Regions from separate parts of the Homo sapiens genome. Here region 1 is linked to region 2. Evidence: chromatin loops called from intact Hi-C (ENCODE). Cell type or tissue: gastrocnemius medialis. All regions are shown on one strand.

The links. Hi-C counts contacts between places; a loop is a spot of excess contacts. Peaks named below come from ENCODE experiments on the same cell type or tissue, not always from the same donor. Only the 100,000 strongest peaks of a DNase experiment are listed, where the experiment ranks them.
Region 1: it touches region 2 in a loop (4-fold over the local background); 3 of 110 quality-filtered maps call a loop at or near these places.

What each region holds. Positions count from the first base shown.
Region 1 is chr2:118,225,177-118,227,676 of GRCh38, reverse strand. LOC105373578 (a long non-coding RNA gene) reads left to right here and starts at 1,089. Exons shown (of 5, transcript XR_923249.3): 1 at 1,089-2,500. In gastrocnemius medialis, no CTCF peak of the experiment used is centred here; DNase peaks (open chromatin) are centred at 504 and 1,105; H3K4me3 peaks cover 486 bases; H3K27ac peaks cover 2,500 bases.
Region 2 is chr2:118,762,357-118,764,856 of GRCh38, reverse strand. No RefSeq gene overlaps it. Among named protein-coding and RNA genes, the nearest start is that of LINC01956, 73 kb to the left of the region's middle. In gastrocnemius medialis, a CTCF peak has its summit at 970; a DNase peak (open chromatin) is centred at 796; H3K4me3 peaks cover 267 bases; H3K27ac peaks cover 330 bases.

The sequences.
Region 1 (2,500 bases), 540 kb after region 2:
GGATGCTGGCTTTCTAAGTCTGGCTGAAGCTCAACCATGAGGCCAAGTGCCCAGCTTTGACAAAGAAAGCTCTTCAACACTGGAAGAAAGATCGTCAATGTTGGTGTCTGAGTTTCTCTGTTATAATGAAGTGTTCAATGTTTTAAACACTGCTGCAATGAATGTAATGGTAGATTTAAAAGCTTTTTTTTTTTTTAAATTGAGATGGAGTCTTGCTCTGTTGCCCAGGCTGGTGTGCAGTGGTGCAATCTTGGCTCACTGTAACCTCCGTCTCCTGGGTTCAAGTGATTCTTCTGCCTCAGCCTCCCGAGTAGCTGGGACTGCAGGAACGTGCCACCACACCCGGCTAATTTTTTGTATTTTTTTTTTGGTAAAGATGAGGTTTCGCTGTGTTAGCCAGGATGATCTCAATCTCCTGACCTCGTGATCCACCTGCCTTGGCCTTCCAAAGTGCTAGGATTACAGGCATGAGCCACCGCGCCCAGCCTTAAATGCTATTTTAATTTCTTGCATATAACGAGGCTGTCTTTTATTCTCTGGTTACCCAGGTTTGAAAGCCCAGTCACCTCTGACCTGCCTCTCTGCTTTGAGCTCCATGTGCTTTGGCCATCAAATCTTACCAAATCATTCTTTCTCTCCATCCCCATAACACTGGCCTGTAGCAGCCCTCATTCCTTATGACCACCATAGCCTCCCACTGGGATCTCAGAATCCAGGCCTTCTGCCCAACCCCAAATCCTTCCTGGGCACAGCCCCTGATTCACCTTTTACAAATGCCCCCTAGGTCTGTCACTCTGGGGCTCCCCTCATCCACAGGCAAGTCTTAGCCTGCCTTTATCTCTCTCCTCTTTCATTCCTGCTCTATCTCCCTCCATCCTCTGAAACAAAAACTAATTTGTTGTTCCCTCCGGATTGCATGCTGTTCCCTGCATTTGAATGCCTTTCTCCCACCTCAACTCATCGAAATCTCAACCAATCTTCAACTCCTAGGCAAATGCTACTGCTTCTTTCATGAATTCTCTGCTCCTTACTCCAGCCAGACATCACGTGTCCTTGTTCCCTTGTCAGGCTTCCCTCCCATAACCTCAGATCAAGCCACCACATTGCTGTAACCATGCACTTCCTGGTATCTATGTCTTTGCTTGTCACAGTGCCCCTCCCAGAAGACATATTCTCTTAGGGCAAGGAAGATATTTCATTCTCTCCCCCCAGCAAAACAAAGCATTTTGTTTTCCACGTTCCATAAGCTTAATAATTATTTGTGAATTGAATGAAAAGAAAAAACATAATACAACTACTCACCTGTTTTGGGGGGCTTTTTTTGTTTTTAACGGAGTGCCTTCCAAGAGCTGAGGATTGGATTTATTAATTCTGATTTTTTACTGGATATCAATTTGAAAATCAAAGGCTGTCCCCATGCCTCAGTTTCCTCATCTGTGACCACAGGTCAAGAATAATTCTTCCTAACCTACTTTACCAGGCTACTTATTTTCACCTAAAAGGTGGCAATATTATGCTTGTTTTGTTTTGTATTGTGTTCTACTTTTAAGCAGGCTAAATAAACAGAGACCTGGAGGATTCTGTTTGGAAGAGAAAGACGATGGGCCCCTTACTTGGAGTTCATTGCCAACCCACAGAAGAGAGACGGGTTCTCTCACCAACCAGAAAAGAAACAGCTGTGGTGACAGATGTTGGTGGTGCTGATTATTCCAGGGCTGTTTGCATTCAGATTTCCCAGGCATTCTCGGTTTTCTGAAGTCAATCTCTTTTGATGGGTTTTCCCAGGTCTTGGGGGTGAAAACAAACCGCTCCTCTTGCCGCACGCATTTCATTTATTTCCTCTCTCTACTCCAGAAACACACAGATAAAGGACACCCACCCAGCACACGCACTCCCCACACCCACGTGGCCTCACGTTTCGTTTTGAACATAAATGGCCTGGGGGAGAGAAACCTTTTCACTCCTCCTTAGGTTGCTTTTTGGTTTTGTAGGTATGTGTGTTGGAGAGGTGGGGGGAGAGGTCTGGCCAAAGTACATCCAAGGCCAGTTTCTCCAAAAGATGTGGAAACTTCTGATCTCACCCAGGGACTTCAACAGAATACCAAAAAGGGGTGTCTTTGTTTCCTCCAAATGGAGTATTTACTTTGAGCTGGTAAAATGAATTAATGAAAAGAAAGGACACCTTCAGCTTCTGGGGAAGGAGTGATAAGTAAAATCAGAGGAGGGGATTCCTTCTTACCCTGACTCCCCAAAATCAAGGGGAGGATGGAGGATGGTGAGAGAGGGAGGATCCCACAGGGTATTCAAAAATAGACCCTGCTAGAAAACAGGCTGCTCTTTTCTGGGATTAAAAGTTGCCTCAATACTGTAAGGCCCATGTATATGCAAGCAGTTGGGAGTTATTACGGGCCTAAAATAGGAAACCATTCGCTTGATCTTTCGCTTCAATCCTATTAGGGGCCCCCTGGAGCTCGAGAGAGATACCAGCCTGTCATGTCCC
Region 2 (2,500 bases):
AATCTCCATGCTTGGTTTGGTTTTTCAGGTGAGGGGCAAGTGACAGCCCTTTGATACATGAAGGGGGCCAGTGTGTCCCCACATTGCCTTCCTGTGATGGGCAAAGCCACGTGGCAAAGTCAGACCTGGCTGGGATGCCCTATACAACCGGGACCCTGAGAACTCAGCCTTCCATTAGAACTCAGAACAAAACTGATATTTTGATTTGTCATTTCAGAGGCAGAGGCTCAAAAATACTTTAGAAACCTGTGGCCCGATGCATCGCTTGAAATTTTTATGCAGCTGAGGGCTGGAGTGCGGTGGGAGAAATAAAAGTGGGAGGAACGCCACAAAGGACCATGTTAGAACTTAACACAACTGTTCTATAAATTATGGTGACAAAACAAATACTGCTAATACTGATGATAATGATAAATGCTTTTAATCAGTTTTACTAAAGCATTTTAAATCTTGTGGGACAGATGGGAAAATAAAACTTGCTGTTGGAACCTTGGGATTTATAAGAAACTCCTTGGTCAACATTATAAGGAGGACGGAATCTTCCAAGGTGAAGAAGAGAAGCTGGTGTGATAAAATTTCTATCATCATCACGTTTTCGCTTTGCTTTAATGGCAAATTAACACTCACCCTAGTTGTTAAACACATCCTTTCAATTAATCTCCCAGCCGGTGAAGTGCTGCTCCCTGGATCTTGAGCAATGTGGGTTGCCTGACCCACGTCAGGGCCAAGGAAACTGGCGGGCATGGTCAGGGGTGGAAGCGGGTGACAGTTATTTCAGGGGTCAAGTGTTTAAACATCTGGTGCCTCCCTGAAGCCAGCTTTGGCTCGGACACCTCTGCTCAGGCAGGAGAAGCAGGGAGTCGGGGCTGCGGATCTTTGCCTCTGAGCCCTCTGTTTTCCCTCTGCTTCCTGGGGAAGAATGCCCGAATGAGAACACGCAACCGCACAACTTCTACCACCCTGTGGTAACTTTATGCCATGACATACACTCCCTCTACTGGGACGTTCCTTCCATCCTTGTGAGAAACACCCCCACGACTCCTGGTTGCCCCCTTTAATCCCTCAGTTCCAGGGGCATCTTTGGAAGAGCTTTGAAGGCCAACTCAAATGTGTATTCTCAGGTTTTGAAAGATCTCAGAATCACCAGTGCTGGGACTCTTGTATTCACTGGGGGTGAACAATGATGAACATATTGAGTGGTAGAGTAATAACCACAAGACAAAACCAGCACAGTCTTCAGCCACAGCCAATGGTGATGCCGCAAGTCCAACTCTCGTAAGAGGTGGGGGGGCTCAGAAAGGGAAGTGGCCTGTCCACCGAAGCTGACAAAAACATTTGCAGTGTTTGCATTTTCTCCCAGCCTCTACATCTCCCAAATGGTTCCTTTTCCACAGCATGCCCCCACCCCCAATTTTATACATAGCAGATGGCCTTCAAACAAATCAAGGAGCAGAAGCTGCAAAAGGCTTAAAAAAAAAAAGACAGTGAAACTCATATATTTCTTCAAAAGATAAGATGAACTACAGATGTTTGCTGAAGGGTGATGGTGCTGCCTACAACTTAAGACTCGACTTAAGAGTCCACTTATGTTTAGCGTTGGACAAGCCCAGTAGATGTCATGGTGTGATTTATGGAGGTTGTTTGTGAGATTTTATGTTACTGGGGACATGGCAATGAAAACACTCTGCCATTCTGCCTGCAAGCATCTTTCTCTGTGGACCCAGGTGGGGAGTCCATGATGGAAACCGTGTGCCAGCCAGCAGCCAGGCATGTATCCTTGCCATCCACAGCTCAGCCCACGTGTCCTTGATCGCCCTGCATTCTGACCAATATGCCCCTTCGCTCCTGGGCCACTTTCTCTCCTCTTTTATGGAGTTCTTGGTCCTTGCCAATGTCCTATTCTTACCTGACACCTGCAGTCAGATTAGTCTCAAATCAAGCTTGACAAAGTTGCTAAAAGAGAAACAGTTGTCTCTTGCAGGATCCAGCTGTATATAGAAAACAGCTGCTTGCTAGGCACGTTTTTTGAAAAGGAAGAGAAGAATCACTGCAAAGGGCTTAAAAATGAACATAAAGCATATCTTGAATAAGACAACAGAGGCCTGTAATTAACGCAAGGGTTAAGTATCTGTGTTTCTATTAAATGCTTCTTTTTCAGGACTTGTTGTAACTTGGTCATAAATATTTATTACAAACTGAAACTGAGGATATAAGACCTTAGCTGAATGCTGTTTCCCCCTCTCACTTCTTTGCTTTCCAAAGCTAATTCTTAACAATGCAAAGAGTGTGATGTGTTTTGGACACACACACCTACTCCAAAATGCAAGCCAATGTATGCATCTGTGCAGAGGCAGACACCTACGCCCATCAGCACAGCACATGTGCACACCGCCCTTCCCTAGACGCTCAAGTGGTGAGTATAAGGCAGAGGCTGCTGAGTCTTGGGCAGAAGCAGCAGGAGGAGGCCCCAGCCATCCCCTGGCCTCTGGAGCAGAAACAT